2 separate regions of the Homo sapiens genome follow, and region 2 is linked to region 1. Evidence: read pairs that join two places in POLR2A ChIA-PET (ENCODE). Cell type or tissue: A673. All regions are shown on one strand.

Region 1 (8,000 bases):
CATTGCCAAGGCCGGCATTCTCACCACACTCAATGCCCGCTGCTCCATCCTGGCTGCCGCCAACCCTGCCTACGGGCGCTACAACCCTCGCCGCAGCCTGGAGCAGAACATACAGCTACCTGCTGCACTGCTCTCCCGGTTTGACCTCCTCTGGCTGATTCAGGACCGGCCCGACCGAGACAATGACCTACGGTGAATGAAGCTCAACACCCAAAGAGAGGTCCCCTGTAATGATCTGTGTAGGGAGGAGGAGAGGTGAATCAGAAAACAAATTCCACGCTCCTGGAAACCCCAGAGCCTCCCCTTTGCAGCAGGGGCTGGTCCATGGTTCTCAGGGAAATGGTGGGTTGGGGCTGAAATGCTGATGAGGATTTCCCGGGAAAGCTTGTCCCTCCTACACTGTGAGGAAGTGGCAGAGCCAAAGGAGGGACACCTAAGAGGACATGGGTGCGTAGCCCTAAAAAGGGTGTTCCTTCTAACCTTCCCTCTGTCCAGGTTGGCCCAGCACATCACCTATGTGCACCAGCACAGCCGGCAGCCCCCCTCCCAGTTTGAACCTCTGGACATGAAGCTCATGAGGTAGGAGAGCTGGGTGCGGGTGGGCAAACGTTGGCGTGGGCCGTGCGAGCCTCCTGAAAAAGTGCTTATTAGTCTTAGGGTGTGTGTTTTTCACACCACCACTTCCCGCTACAGACATGTCCAGAGCCTCAGATCAGCTTTTAAGTGGAAAATTCCACACTTCATATCATAGGGACACAGGAAATTTTGTTTCCTACACTATTTATTTTTTTTGAGACGAAGTCTTGCTCTGTCACCCAGGCTGGAGTGTAGTGATCTCAGCTCTCTGCAACCTCTGCCTCCCAGATTCAAGCGATTCTCCTGCCTCAGCCTCCTGAGTAGCTGGGATTACAGGCGCACGCCACCACGCCTGGTTAATTTTTTGTATTTTAGTAGAGAGCAGTTTCACCATGTTGGCCAGGATGCCCACCTCTGCCTCCCAAAGTGCTGGGATTACAGGCATGAACCACTGCTCCTGGCCCACAAAAATATTTTTAATAAAATTACCTTCAGGTTATGTGTATCAGTTGTATATGAAATACAGGTGAATTTCATGTTTAGACTGGAGTCCCATCCCCAAGCTATCTCATGCATATGCAAATACTCCAAAATTTAAAGTTTAAAACACCTGCTCCCAGGCATTCTGGATGATAATCTCTATCGCTATTTTCCCATGAGCCTCCAGTGTTCTTTCCGGTTTTTACTCCCTTTTAAATATTCTGTAAACAGTTCTCTTTAAATAAAATATATGTTTTGCCATGTCATGCGCTCAGAGGAGGGGTCTGGATCCTCTCTTAATGACAGACGGATTTGTCTTACAAAGGCCATTTTCCCGAAAAAAATAGGAAATAACTTGGAGGATACTGGTGGGGGCTATACGTTTGGTGAAATCCATCAGTGATATTCAAGCCAAGCAAATAATCACCCACTAATTTGTGTTTTCCACTTAAAATTCTTGGAGGGGACCATGTTAAATGGGGAGCCCTGGTACAGAAAACAACATGGGCTCATATTCACTCCCTTCCCCATCTCCCTCTTCTGCTTCCCCATGAACCTTCCCCCACAGGCGTTACATAGCCATGTGCCGCGAGAAGCAGCCCATGGTGCCAGAGTCTCTGGCTGACTACATCACAGCAGCATACGTGGAGATGAGGCGAGAGGCTTGGGCTAGTAAGGATGCCACCTATACTTCTGCCCGGACCCTGCTGGCTATCCTGCGCCTTTCCACTGCTCTGGTAAGTGCCCAAATTGCTGGAGGGCCATCTGTTTTGACCCTTAAAGGGGTAGCTCCTTACCGTGCTCTCATTGCCGCCTCCCCACCTCCCGCTCCAGCCCTGCCGGGGCTAAAGTGCTGACAGTGCAGATAGTGGTCCTCTCCGTGCTACCGCACTGTGGGTACTTGCTGCTCCAGCAGGGCACGCACAGCGTCCGTGGAGGGAAAGGCCTTTTCCCCACTTCTTAACCTTCACTGAGAGGGTGGTTGGGGTCTGTTTCACTCCATGTGTCCTAGATCCTGTGCTACAGACCTTCCTTTCTGTCCTCCCGTCTTGGACCTCAGTCCTGGGGGCTCCAAAGTGCTGTTCGTGCAGGTAGTGTGATTACCCAACCTACTGCTGAGCTAGCACTTCCCGAGCCCCCGGGACACGTTCTCTCTGCCAATTGTCTTCTTGGCTGAGCTCCCCAAGCTCCATCTGTCATGCTGGGGAGCCCAGTGGCGTTCAAAAGGGTCTGGTCTCCCTCACAGGACAGCTGAACTCCGGGACTGGCCAGTGTTGAGAGGCGGAGACTTGGGCAATTGCTGGACGCTGCCCTGGGCATTGCACTTGTCTCGGTCTGACAGTGCCGGCCCAACACTGCGGATGCTGGGGGGAGGGGGGATTCCACTCCTGTTTTGTGAGTAGGCGACCCATGGGCTGCCCAGCCTTAAAGCCAGAACAAGGGTGTCCCCTGACCTCGTTCCACTGCCCTCCTCCCGTTCCCATCTTTCCCCCCTACCTTCCCCTTAGGCACGTCTGAGAATGGTGGATGTGGTGGAGAAAGAAGATGTGAATGAAGCCATCAGGCTAATGGAGATGTCAAAGGACTCTCTTCTAGGAGACAAGGGGCAGACAGCTAGGTGAGTGGTTTAGTGAAGGACAAAGCTGTGTCACTTTGTCTTCTGTGGCCATGTGTCTGAGGTTGGCCTCAATTCTAACACTGGCCACCATTGTTCTCTGTTGATGTCGAGCATTCCTGTTTGTATCCTGACCTTACACACCCACTCATTTCCTTCAGGACTCAGAGACCAGCAGATGTGATATTTGCCACCGTCCGTGAACTGGTCTCAGGGGGCCGAAGTGTCCGGTTCTCTGAGGCAGAGCAGCGCTGTGTATCTCGTGGCTTCACACCCGCCCAGTTCCAGGCGGCTCTGGATGAATATGAGGAGCTCAATGTCTGGCAGGTCAATGCTTCCCGGACACGGATCACTTTTGTCTGATTCCAGCCTGCTTGCAACCCTGGGGTCCTCTTGTTCCCTGCTGGCCTGCCCCTTGGGAAGGGGCAGTGATGCCTTTGAGGGGAAGGAGGAGCCCCTCTTTCTCCCATGCTGCACTTACTCCTTTTGCTAATAAAAGTGTTTGTAGATTGTCATCTTCTAGCCTGGGCCTGACTTCCATTAAAACAGGGTTTTGTGCGTTTTTTAGATTCCTGTTCGTTTTTATGCTATTTCATCCACTCAGTAAATTACCTGAGTAAAGTGCATCTCCCTGCCAGGCCCCCAGTATAGACACTGGGGATGCGGCAAGGACTAAGCGGTCCCTGCTGTTTGGAGATACTTAAGATGGGGCTCCACTTTTTGAGCCCCCCGACTCCCTTATTTGGTCTTATACTGCCTGTGTGCAAGTCAGGCTCTGGGGATATGGCGCCAGTATGAAATGCAGGGTCTCTTGGTTTTTCCCCTTTTCTAGCAGACAGGTCATTACTTAGTTCCCAACTCCCACTCTAAAGCTCTGGTTAGCGGGTGATGAAAATCAGCACAAGTGATCACATACAGCAATCCCAACCTTTAGACCACTTCCTAGCTGCCTCTCCAAAATATGTAGTAAACGGTCATTGAGAAACTCTCCCTCCTGGTAATTCACAGTGCCCACAGGATCAAGGCTTGGACTTCTTTCTAATAAAAATCTGCTTACTATCCCTTCTTTTTTGCGTATGTGAAAAACAAGTTAATTTAGCTCAGGAAAGTAGTCAATTATCATGTTTATAAGGTTGGGTGGGCTAGGTAAGATGATGTAGAGGGTGACATTAAAGTGTAGAACAGAGACCACTTAGGTGGAAGCAGGCAGCCTTGGACTTTGCTAAAGACCAGTCCATGTGACTGACATGGGGTCACTTCAAATGGTAGTGCCTCCCTCACTGAAGAGCATCAGAAGGGCTTCTGAGCAAGGCCAGAATGAGCCTCGATGAACATCCAAGTTGACCAACCAGTGTGGTGCCTAACAGAGGACAGAGCCACCAGCAGGGGTGCTCAGGGGCTGCTCCCCTTTTATTAATGACAGCGGTTTCTCTCAAGGAAGTGTAGTGCCCTCCCCTTTGGGATAGTTGCCTGACCCCTGTCCATCAGCCCTTCAAGTACCCTCATCAGAAAAAGAGCCCGCGCATTCTCCTGCCGATGCCTTGTCGGTCGTAGAGGACATTGAACTTGTTCACAAACTGGTTCATGGTGTTGCACGTTTTGGTGATGGTGCCGAGGTAGGCCATGAGCCCCACGTCGTTGCATTGCTGGGAGGGAACAGAAAGGACCAGTTCCTCGGGATCCCTCGTGGCATGCCCGGGGAACAACAGTCCCCAGTCCTGCACGTGAAAGTGACAGCATAAGCCCCGCCTCCCCATCCGGGTTTTACACTCACATCATAAAAATCTGTCTTGAACTTGTCTGTGCTGAGCACCGGGAGACAGTGACACAGAGCATAGGCCTCCCGCAGGATCTCATGATTAAAGGGGACCTCTCCTAAAGGCACAAAAAGAGACTACATTAGTTTGGATGCTGTCACTTCCCCAGGAGGGAGAGGAAGAATGCCAGGGAAGCCCCTGTCCTACCCGCTTCAGAGGCCTTGACGTACTCCAAGATGAGCTTGACGCGGCTGTGCAGCATCTTGATGGCGCTGTGCTGTGCTATCAGGTGTTCAGCCACTGCAAGGGGATGAGGACAGGAGGAGGTTGAGACGGGATGTGGCCACACCTTCCAACCCCACTTCCAAGGAATCCCCTCCATTACCAGTGGAGTTCTCTCCACTGCCTGTTGCTGTCATTCGGGCTACGTGGTCTACACCAATGCGTTCCGCTTCCTCTGTGGCCAGAGTGTAGGTCAGCTCAGCAAACAGCATTGTGGCCTACAGGGCAAGGTAACCCACAAAGGGAGAATCAAAAGCAGGAAAGAGGCCAAGAGCAGGATCTGAGGGTTGAAGGGTAGGGTATTACCTCTCCATTGATTATATCAATGACAGACTCAAAAACGCTGACAGGAAGCTGTGAAGGAGACGGAGAAACCTGAACACTATATGCCAACATTTGGGCTAGCTGCTTTTACACATTTCCTCTCATCTTCCCAAGAAACCAATGAAGTAGGGATTACCTCCTTTCACAGTTTGGAGATTAAATGACTAAGCCAGAGTCACAGCTGGTAAGTGGCATCTGGCATTCCCCAATAGAGGAGTGTCACACAGTAAAAGGTATAGCGACAATCATGACAGAGTAGGCATGGAGTATTACTCACATCTGTGTGCTTGGTCATAGGGTTCAACTTCAGAAAGAGGGGGCTCTCGATGATCTCACACACCTGGAAGAGAGGGACAATGCACAGGAAGTCAGTGCCCCCTACCTTTCTCCTTCCCCTCATTCTCCATTCTCTGCCCCAGCATGCACAGGTGTGAGCATGCATACCTGCTTATGGACGTGGATGTCCGAGGGGTCAGGTGGCCCCCCTGTGGTATACCAACCCAGAAACTCCAGCTCCTTGAACACCTGTTTAACTAGAGGGGAAGGGGCCAGAACATATAGTAATTCTTTTTTTTTTTTTTTCTGAGACGGAATCTCGCTCTGTTGCCCAGGCTGGAGTGCAGTGGCATGATCTCAGCTCACCACAACCTCCGCCTCCCAGGTTCAAGCAATTCTCCTGCCTCAGCATCCCGCGTAGCTGGGACTACAGGCACGCACCACCATGCCAGACTAATTTTTGTATTTTTAGTAGAGGTGGGGTTTCACTATGTTTGCCAGGCTGGTCTTGAACTCCTGACCTCATGATCCACCCACCTCGGCCTCCCAAAGTGCTGGGATTAGAGGCATGAGTCACTGAGCCCGGCCTGACATAGTAATTCTTTAAACCATCCTTCCTCAATGTGAAGCTCCTGGTGTATTTTCACCAGCTTCTCTCCTCCCTCCTCAAATCCTGGCTCAGTTTAGAATAACTACTCCCTTCTATCCTGTCTCCTCTCATCCTTTGCTTTCTTTTGAGAAAGAACTCTGAACGTTTTCTTTTTCTGAGATCTCTCCAGCTACTCTTCACTTTTTCTCCCCTGTTCTTGGTCTCCTCTCCTGTTTCTTTCCAACCCTCTCCATCTTCCCCACCCTGTACATTTTTTTTTTAACTCCCACTCCTCTTCCCCACATCTATTCCACTCTCACACTGCTCCTCCTTGGTGTAATAATATTCCTTGTCAATGATAATCTTCTCTTCCACGGTGTGGGACAGCAGCTCAAAGGAGTTCATCACCTCGATATTTCGGCCCTCCTGCTTGCCAATCAGAGCCCCAATCACTGGGAAAGAGAATGACATGGAAAAGGTGAGGGTAAAGAAACTTCTATGACCTGAGGGTCTGAGATCAGTGGGAACCATGTATTGGGGAAACGATGATTTGGGGGAGGGGGAATTGGCTCCAGTAGAGGAAGGGGAAAAGACCACTGCCTGGGGGAGGTGAGCAAGGAGAAGAGACTGGAGTCTATGCCCAACACTCACCCTGCACAGGCCGCCCCTCCTGGGAGCGCATGCGGATCCAGTGGTCTGAGATGTTGAGAATGACAAGGGGATGGAGAGCGACGGAAACACTCCCAGTCACTCCGCAGGCCATCACGCTGGGGACTACTAAGGGTGGAGGGAAAGGAGAGAGGGTGAGAGTCCGGGCCCCACGTTCTTCCCTGGAGATGGCAGTGGGGGACGGCGGAGCCCGGGCCACACTTTCCTCCCGTAACTTATCCCAGGGAAAGATGTTGCTGCTCCGCCCTCCTCCCTTCTCCCGGGAGCACAGGGAGGCCTCAACGAACCCCTGAAGGAGGTCTCCGGAAGCCACCCCCGCACGGCCCGTTACCTGCTGCATCCACCTCCATCCCGCTGCTTCCTCCGGTCCCGTTCGTAGCTGCAGCCGCCGCCGCCGCCGCCGCCATTTTCCCCGCGCCCGCCAGCCTCGGCCCCGCCCCCTTCCTTCCCGGCTTCCGTAAGGCGAGCGGCGCATGTTCGGTGTCCCCGCGGCGTGCGGCGGGCCTGGCGTCCGGGGAGCAGGCAGTTCCCGGGTCGCGGCGGGCGGCACTCGGTGCGGGGACGCCCGACGCCCTCTGGGCCTCGGTGCCTAGCGGGTTTTCCCAGACCCTGTCCCCGCCTGTCGCCTGCGGGTGACCTTTGACAAATTAACGACTTGATCGTCCTCGTCTGTGAAATTGGGATAAGAACGCCTAGTTCTTAAGGCTGTTGCAGAAGGAATGACATGTCGTGTTATTTCCCTCACAATAAAATCCAAACAACTAACCACAACCTGCAAGGCCCTGCCTGATCTGGCCCCGGCCTGGCCTCTTCTAGCCCTTGATCTTCAGGCTTCAGCTGCACTGGCCCTCATGTCTGGTGGTGGTGGTGGTTTGTTTTGTTTTGTTTGAGACAGGGTCTCGCTCTGTCGCCCAGGCTGGAGTGCAGTGGCCTGATGTCAGCTCACTGCACCCTCAAACTCCTGGGCTCAAGTGATCCTCCCAGTTCAGCCTCCCGAGTAGCTGGGACTACAGGCGCACCCCACCGCACCCAGCTAATTTTATTATTTGTTTTTATTTTGATAGAGACGGGGGTCTCACTAGGTTGTCCAGGCTGGTCTCCAACTCCCGGGCAGAAGAGATCCTCCATCCTCAGCCTCCCAAAGCACTGGGATTACAGGCATGAGCCACCGCACCCAGCTCTCCGTGTGTTTTTCACATGCTTTAGTTTCCCATTCAAAAGCCTGTGGTTCCTTCTCTTGTTCATCATGGTATCCCCTGTGACCAACACGGTGCCTGACACATTGGAGCCTAGATACTTTTTGAGTGAATGAAGGAATAATTAGGGGTGGAATCTGGTGTTGAGTTAGTTGCTCCATCTTGTGAAAGTTGCAGATACCAGGACAAAATCACATTGTCAGGTCCAAACAAATTGGAGCCATGAGAACACCAAG
Region 2 (8,000 bases), 260 kb before region 1:
TGCCCAGCTAATTTTTGTATTTTTAGTAGACATGGGGTGTCACCATGTTGGCCAGGATGGTCTTGATCTCTTGGCCTTGTGATCCACCTGCCTTGGGCTCCCAAAGTGCTGGGATTACAGGCATGAGCCACCGCGCCCAGGCTGGGGGTTCTCACATGTGACCCTGCACCACCCCACTGCAGGAGGCCCCCGAGATGCAGACGCCCCAGCACAGGCCAGAGTCGGCCTTGGTGGGCTTGAGGGGAGCCAGCAGGGTCTGCATATTTCTGAAGTCCCTTAGCTGCAGGTGGGCTCAGAGAAACCCCCAGCTGGGAAGCTTGAGGAGACAGTGCGTTCTGGGCACTTACCTTTCCTTCTCCTCCACCACAGGAGGAGGAGGCACAGCAGTCCCAAAATGACAGTTTTGAGCACAGCGACAGCCAATGCAACCCTGATGGCAGTGTCCAGACTTAGGTGCCATGATTCTGAGTGCCCTTTGCTTTCTGTGACCCTGAGGCCGGCTATGGTGGTTGTGCTGCTGGGCCTCCAGGTGGTGGTGGTTGTGACAGCTGGAAGAGATGAGGAATGAGCAGACCCTCTTCTGGGGGTGTGGGGCGTCTGGATGAAAGGCATGGTGTGCTGCTTTCTAGATTGGGGACATTCAGGATGAGCAAGCTGCTCTCAGAAGCCCAGACATGGAAGGGGTAGCAAGGTGAAATGCTAACAGCTCTCAATCCAGACCACTGGGTTTAAATGTGAAGACATCAGTGGTCACCAAAACCCTCACTGCGGTGGGCAAGGCAGGTGTCAGGGCAGCTGGACTCACCCTGGGTGATGGTGAGTTTGGTCCCCTTGATGGACTGCAACTGCTGCCTCCCTGATCTCCGGGTGTCCAGCTCGACTCGGCAGAAATACACAGACTGGTCCTCCTTCCGCAGGTTTGAGATCCTGAGGAAGCCGCTCTCCTGACCCTCTGTCCAGTTCAGAAAGAGCCGGTTCACATAATCCTTGTGAATGGAAGGCGGCCTTGTGCTGTAGAAGGACTGCCCGTGGAAGTGGCCCCGTCTCCAGGATATTCTCACGTTGGGAACTATGGCTAACTCCCAGGGGTAATAGAAGGAGAAGGGGATTTCCACAGAGCCACCCATGGAGGCTGAGAGGTGTTTTGGTTGAGTGACCCCATAAAGGTAGCTTGGACCAGATCCTGTGGAGCCACCTAGAGGAAGGAGGGAGTGAGTGGGGGAGAGACCTTGAAACCACCTCAGGACACAAAGAGGGTGACCCCAGACCCTCCCACACCTTCACCCACAGGCAGTCGTGTGACAGGTGGCTGGACTGACCTCTGGCCTGGGTCTCCCACTCTTCAGGCATGGGGGAGGGTGGAGGGGGAAGAGATGGCGGCACCCACCCCTATGGGACCCGCCCTTGTTTGCTGGAGGTGGGAGCCTGGCCCCTGCCCCAGATGTTCTGCCTTTGTCTTGGGTTGGCCCCTCCTGTGGTTTGGGCAGAGACCATACCTGGGCGGTCCTGGGTACTCACCAGGCTGCAGAAATGCTGGCGGCTGCAGCAGGAGCAGCAGGGGCAGCAGCAGGGGCCGACCCATGGCCTTGTTCTTCTCCAGGGGACGGGGAGACCAGCAGAGCTGTCCAGGCAGGAGAGGGGCCCTGTGGAGGGGCTGCCTGAGGGCTGAGGTGAGTGGGGAGAGCCAGGGTGAGGCTCCCCAGAGGGCTGTGGGGGCCGGGGACCTTCCCCAAACCAGTACACCTCCAGGGTGACCAGCACTTCCTTTATCCATCTGGCTTCTTATTGCAAAAGGGCCTTAGGTGCCTTTTTATCCCTTGCCTAATTGCTCCGGCCAGGACTTCAAATCCTTTTTTTTTTTTTTTTTTTAGTAGAGATGGGGTTTTGCCATGTTGGCCAGGGTGGTCTCACACTCATAGGCTCAAGTAATCTGCCCGCCTCAGCCTCCAAAAGTGCTGGGATTACAGGCGTGAGCCACTGTGCCCGGCCTGACTTCAAATCCTGTGTTGAATAGAAGTAGTGAGAGCGGGCATCCTTCTCTTGTTCCTGATCTTGGAGGCAAAGATTTCAGTCTTTCATCTAAAATGACTGAAAGACTTTCAGCCATGGGCCTTGCATGACTGGCCTTTATTTTGTTGCAGTACATTCCTTCTCTTCCTGGTTTGTGGAGTGTTTTACCAGGAAAGGGTGTTCAGGCTGGGCACAGTGGCTCAAGTCACACAAAAGTGTCAAGTCAGCCCTGCCCAAGGGCCCCAGTGCCCATCTTCCTGCTGAGGGGCTGGGCCTCACCTTGGCTGGCTGGGCCCCTCCCACCTGGATCCCTGCAGACCCCACCGCACTCAGCCTCACTTCTCATCCCTTTCTCTGTCCAAGGCCAGCGCAGGCTCTTTCAGGGAGAGGAAAGGCGGGCCTGAGTCTGTGCTCTGCTGCACCCCAGATTCAGTCCTCAGAGAGGAGAAGGAGGAAGCCAGTGGAGGTCACAGGCGCTCAGCCCCCAGCCCAAGCACCAGAGCCCCCAGCTTGTCCTCTGTCCCTCTCCCTCCCTGGCAGGGGCTCCCATGCAGTCCCCAGGCACCACCACAGCCCAGCTGGCCTCTTCCCACCCCAGGCCTGCTCCCTTGGTGCAGGGACCACAGTCTTGCTCAAGGGGTGAGGGGGCTGACGGTCCCCTACACAGAGACTGGTCCCTCTCGAGGCCACCCCTTGACCCCCAGACATGAGACTGGATCTGCAGGGTCCCCTCTGACCTCCCTGCCCTACACAGGAGGGGACAGAGCTTGGAGAAGCCCTGTCCCAGGCCACATGACTTGCAGGGCAGTCCCAGGACTGGAGCCCCCTCTACCTGGATCTCTGGGCCTCAACTTCTGAGTTGCAGGAACTCAGGCATAGGGGAGCCCCAGGAGGTTGTTCCCTCATACAGCCCCTCAGGTCATTCCCTCCACACACCTGAGCCTATGGCTGAACCAGGAAGGTTCCTTGGTGCCAGGGCAGCTGGACTCACCCTGGGTGATGGTGAGGTGGGTCCCCTTGATGGACTGCCACGACAGCCTCCCTGATCTGTATGTCCAGCTGGACTTGGCAGAAGTACACAGACTGGTCCTCCTTCCGCAGGTTCGAGATCCTGAGGAAGCCTCCCTGAGGAAGTGAAGGCTCAGAGCAACAGTGGGCACCCCGCACAAAGTCCTGGGCCCGTCTCTAACAGGGGATCTGCAGGTCTTTGCCCGGGGGTGGTCACTGGAGCTTTGGTGACCCACAGGGCTCCCTCCATAGGAGGCTCTGCCCATCCTCTCCAGAGTAAGGTGGCATCAGCTGAGGGGCCGTGGGGACAGGAAGGCAGGATTTCACCAGAGGAAGTGATAACAATCTTCTTGAGACAGAAGCAGGCAGGGACAGGCCTCCCTTCTCTTGTCAGTCTCTTCCCTGGTCCCAGTAGGCTCCTCTGTGCTTCCCAGGGCCAGTCAGGCCGATCCACCCTCCTTCCCTTCACAGGTCTGAGGAAACAGGCTCCCCATGCTCAGGAAACCCCTCCGTCTGAGCCAGGCCCTATACACCTCATTCTCCTTGTTCAACCCACAGGGAAACTGAGGCACCGGGGCTTTGGACTGAACTGGTCCCACCTGCAAAGGTGGGCCGAAAAGAGGACAAGGGACCCCCTGGCTGTTTGGGCAAGGCCTCAAGAGGGTGGCCCACCCTGCCTGAGGACTTTTTGTTTTTTTTTTTTGAGATGGATTCTCGCTGTGTTGCCCAGGCTGGAGTGCAATGGTGTGATCTTGGCTCACGGTAACCTCTGCTTCCTGGGTTCAAGTAATTCTCCTGCCTCAGCCTTCCAAGTAGCTGGGAATTACAGGTGTGTGCCACCACACCCAGCTAATTTTTATATTTTTAGTAGAGACAGGGTTTCACCATGTTGGCCAGGCTGGTCTCAAACTCCTGGCCTCAAGTGATCTGCCCACCTCAGCCTCCCAAAGTGCTGGGATTATAGGCATGGGATACAACACCCAGCCACTGAGGACTGACTCTTCGTTCCATTCCTGCCTTGCCCGTGGCCCATGGGACCCAGCTAGAAGGTCACCTGCTTACCAGGCTGCCCAAGGAGGGGGCCACATAGAACTTTTAGCCAACAGCCTCTGGGTAGCTCTGGAGGGTACATACTCCCCAGGGGCCTCAGGCCCGGTACCGCCACGTGCATTCTCCTTAGATGCAAGGTGCGTGTTTATGTCACTTTCCGGGCTCTGGACCCAGCTGAACCCCCATGGGAGATTCCTTTTGTGTCAGGATTTCTGCTCTGGAATGGTGTGAGGCCTCCCGGATGGTTCATCCTCCCTCCCCCAACAGCAGTGACAGGGCCTGGGGCTAAGCCTGGGGCTGTGGCTCTCTCTCAGAGGGGGGTTTTGGGAGGCACCGGCCCTGGAGGAGGGCATGATTCCAACATGGGCAGAGTCTAAATCCAGCCCGTTAGCCCAGCAGGTGGCCATGGGAGAGGCATGGGATGCAGTGTTCAGCAGAGGCAGGGAGGGGGCCAGGACCCTGCCCATTTTGAGAACTGCTGCTTGTATGTCCCCACCTTCCCCCAACAACTATCCTCCTTTCCTCACCAGCCACGTCTATGCCTGCCCCAGCCCCTTGCCCCTCCTTGGCACCCACCTTGTTCTTGCTTTCCCCTTGAGATCAGGAATGAGGCACAGATGTCTGCTCTCACTGCCTCCCTTCACGGTACTGGAGTCCTAGCCAGCGCGCTATGCCTGAAGGGAAATACAAGTGCTCTGTGTCTTCTTCAATTCTGTATTGATCTATTTGGCCTCCACCCATCACAGGGCCCATATTATCTATATTTCCTGCATTCTTGGCCTCTTTTTAGTGGGGGACATGGTCTCGCTCTGCCTGTAGGTGGGACTATAGGCACGCACCACAGTTCTCCCCTAATTTTCTTTTTTGCAGAGACGTGGTGTCACTGTTACCCAGGCTGGCCTCAATCTCCCAGGCTCAAGGCATCCTCTCAGTGTGCTGGGATTACACATATGAGCCACAGGGCTGAGCCCCTTGTACATTGCCAATGCTCTGGCATCTGGTGCCTCACTGACTAGGGAGAGACTCCCCCTCCCAGGGGTAGCTGACTGTAAAATTTTTACATCAACTTATTAAATCAGCTGGTCAATTTTGACCCAGAGCCATGCTGAAATTTTGATTAAGAAGCTCCTATTCAGGCGGGGCACCGTGGCTCAAGTCTGTAATCTCAGCACTTTGGGAGGCCAAGGTGGGTGGATCACCTGAGGTCAGGAGTTCGAGACCAGCCCAGCCAAACATGGTGAAACCCGTCTCTACTGAAAAAAAAAAAAAAAATACAAAAATTAGCGGACACGATGGTGCACATCCGTAGTCCCAGCTACTCGGGAGGCTGACGCAGGAGAATCACTAGAACCCGGGAGGTGGAGGTTGAAGTAAGCCAAGATCGTGCCAATGCACTCCAGCCTGGGTGACAGAGCAAGGCTCTGAAATCCAGCCAGATTTCAGGCAAGTCCTCCTACTTTCCAGCCCTGCCTGATGCCAGCTGTGGAAGGAGGGCATCAGGACTCTAGCCCAGGCCACAGCAGGGAGCCCGGCAGAGGGACGCCAGGTCAAATCACAGGGACTTTTCTCAGGCTGAAGCCCCAGGAACCCTTGCTGCTGTCCTAGGACATGGTGGGATTGCAGCAGGGACCATCCCGCTGGGATCCCCCAATTCTGTCTAGGAAGCCACAGGTGTCCCTCAGGAAGCTCCCCCAACCCCCCGCCACCCCAAGAAGCCAGGACAGATCTCTAAGACTGGGACACTGCCCTCTCCCTGGGCCAAACCCAGCCCTGCAAGGAGGCCCCAACCCACTCTGGTTCTCACCTGGCTTCTGCCTCCCAGGGGTGGAGACTTCCTCCCCAATCTCTTCACCCCCAAAGAAGCACAGCCAAGGCCCATGTCAGAGGAACTGTGTTGCTGACTTAGTCACAGCAGGAAACGACTGGAATGGGGTACTGTTGCTCACACACTCACACCTGTGCCCACACACACCCACACATGCACACACACAGACCACATCTGCAGCAGGTGGGCCTGGCCAGGCACCTGTGGGACACTTATTAGAGGCCCAAGAATAACGTAAGGGGGTGGCACCCAGGAGGCCTGGGAAGGGGAAAGCCCAGTGGCCTCATGGTCTCTCTCATTGAACTCCTAAGGGTCCCTCCATGGCCCTGGGCCCCAAGGGTCAGGGAAAAGAGTGAGGCCAGGACCAGTGCAGGGAGGCCTCTGCCCAGCCTAAGCGTAGAGTCCATTCTCAACAGAGACAAAGCTGCCATGTGCAGGGATGGATGTGGAGGCCCAGGCAGCAGGGCCCTGGGGCCAGTGTGCGGTGTGGGTGGGGAGTGATGCCCACCAGGACGGCCCCCTGTCGGGGGTGAGCTGTGTCCAAAGTAGCTGGGCAGCAGCTGGTGTTGATAGTGGCATAAGGGACGTGGAGAGCAGCCTGGGAGGCCTGGCTGGGTGCCTGCGCGGGGGAAGGAGGATCAAGTGAGTCTGTACAGCTTGGGCCCAGCCCTGGCCCCCCCTACCCCTGCCACCTCATCCCCAAAGCAGCCCCCCTCCTCACCCATGCTCGTGCTCTCAGTGCCTAGGAGCTGGTGTGGGATGGCTGGAGCCTAGGGGCAGGGCTGGGAGAGAGCAAGGATGGTCAGAGCTCTGCACGGCATGTGGCCAGCCCAGTGTCAGGGGGACGTGGACAGGGCCCAGGTCTCACCGGTGCTTCTGTCGGCACAGCAGATGAAGGAGGTAGCCACAGTCAAAGAGAAGGACTCCTGAGACCCCCAAGATCCCGGCCAGGTCTGCCCGCAGAATGGGGGCAGGAGTCGGCGGGACAGAGAGCCCTGGGCACAGAGGCAAGAATCAGATGGATGGCCAGTTCCCGAGCCCCTCCCTGCCCTCCTGGACCCCTCACCCCGGCCCCACCTGGGTCTGAGCTGGGCGGGAGGCTCCCACAGGCCTCCCAGGAGCCCTCAGGGAAGGACGCAAACTTGCAGCAGAAGGTGGTGTTGGCGCAGGGGCTGCTGGCCCCAGAGCCTTCCAGGATGAGAGAGATGCTGCTCTGGGTTTCCCAGCGGGCCTGGCGAGCAGGGGCCCATTGCTGGATGCCAAGTTCCGGGTGCAACACAGCCAGCGTGGTCCCCCCAGCACCATCGGGGCCCCCCCTGCTCACAGTCACCAGGGAGATGGAGCCAGACTCCAGGAACCCACAACGGATGGTGAAGGACGAGAGCTCGGTGGCCTCCATCCGAACTTGTACTCACACCTCCGGGGTCCCTGTGGAACAGCAGCAAGGTGGGTGGGCTGTCGTCCTACATCACCCTCCCTGCAGCCCCTGCCCCTCTCTGGTGCCGGCACTCACCTGCAGTGACACGCAGGGTCAGCAGCACCCAGGGCAGGGCCAGGGTCCGGCGCCCCATGGCCCCCTCCAGTCCGGGTTCTGGGGGCTGCAGGGCCGGCACCTGTGCCTCTGTTCTCATCGCAGGAAGTCTTCATGTTGTCAGCAGCCAAACAGCCACTTCCTTCTCTCCTCTCACACCTTCCCCAGAGGTGGTGAGCACAAAGTGGCTGATTCCCTTCTTAAAGTGACAGTGAGGGCCTGCTCAGTCCCCAAGGCTGTGCTTCCAGGTAACAAGGCAGGGCGGCACAGGTGGGTGAGAACTCAACCCTGGCTAGGCCTGGGGAGGCCAGGGGAGGGGCAGAGAAGCTGTCAGGGGCTAGAAGGACTCCCCTTCCCTGGACAGCAGGGGGTGCCGGGCTTCCCTAGGAAAGGGCTCTGTCCTGCCCCTCACCCAGCTAAGGAATCTGGGAGGAGAAAGCCCCTGGGAGTGGGAAGCCAGCAGGGAGGACCTGAGAGCCACCCCAGCATGCATGACCCACCACCAATCTGACGTGGGTCCCACGCTTAAACCTGCAACCCAGGCCTCCCCCACAACCCCCAGCCTGGCTCGCCCAC

The links. ChIA-PET counts read pairs that join two places held together with the same protein. Peaks named below come from ENCODE experiments on the same cell type or tissue, not always from the same donor. Only the 100,000 strongest peaks of a DNase experiment are listed, where the experiment ranks them.
Region 2: POLR2A ChIA-PET joins it to region 1 with 11 read pairs; 4 of 35 experiments call an interaction of 5 or more read pairs at or near these places.

Annotation. Positions count from the first base shown.
Region 1 is chr7:100,087,966-100,095,965 of GRCh38, reverse strand. It overlaps COPS6 (COP9 signalosome subunit 6), which reads right to left and starts at 6,997. Exons shown (of 10, transcript NM_006833.5): 1 at 6,900-6,997; 2 at 6,551-6,676; 3 at 6,220-6,351; 4 at 5,479-5,567; 5 at 5,312-5,374; 6 at 5,017-5,064; 7 at 4,814-4,928; 8 at 4,636-4,728; 9 at 4,446-4,546; 10 at 3,779-4,317. The coding sequence starts at 6,975. The coding sequence ends at 4,177. It overlaps MCM7 (minichromosome maintenance complex component 7), which reads left to right. Exons shown (of 15, transcript NM_005916.5): 11 at 1-192; 12 at 496-579; 13 at 1,625-1,793; 14 at 2,565-2,674; 15 at 2,833-3,238. The coding sequence ends at 3,034. It overlaps MIR25 (microRNA 25), which reads left to right and starts at 2,323; the gene lies at 2,323-2,406. It overlaps MIR93 (microRNA 93), which reads left to right and starts at 2,119; the gene lies at 2,119-2,198. It also overlaps MIR106B. RefSeq lists enhancers at 1-465, 4,246-4,540, 5,400-6,599, 6,106-6,797 and a silencer at 6,948-7,137. In A673, no CTCF peak of the experiment used is centred here; DNase peaks (open chromatin) are centred at 4,415, 5,195 and 7,045; H3K4me3 peaks cover 1,563 bases; H3K27ac peaks cover 5,191 bases.
Region 2 is chr7:100,351,885-100,359,884 of GRCh38, reverse strand. It overlaps PILRB (paired immunoglobin like type 2 receptor beta), which reads right to left and starts at 1,768. Exons shown (of 4, transcript NM_178238.4): 1 at 1,519-1,768; 2 at 806-1,195; 3 at 348-548. The coding sequence starts at 1,582. STAG3L5P-PVRIG2P-PILRB (STAG3L5P-PVRIG2P-PILRB readthrough) reads right to left here. Exons shown (of 17, transcript NR_036570.1): 7 at 7,407-7,623; 8 at 6,971-7,321; 9 at 6,762-6,888; 10 at 6,615-6,675; 11 at 6,402-6,512; 12 at 4,645-4,742; 13 at 3,002-3,135; 14 at 1,519-1,665; 15 at 806-986; 16 at 348-548. It overlaps MIR6840 (microRNA 6840), which reads right to left and starts at 3,234; the gene lies at 3,164-3,234. It also overlaps the pseudogene PVRIG2P. In A673, no CTCF peak of the experiment used is centred here; no DNase peak of the experiment used is centred here.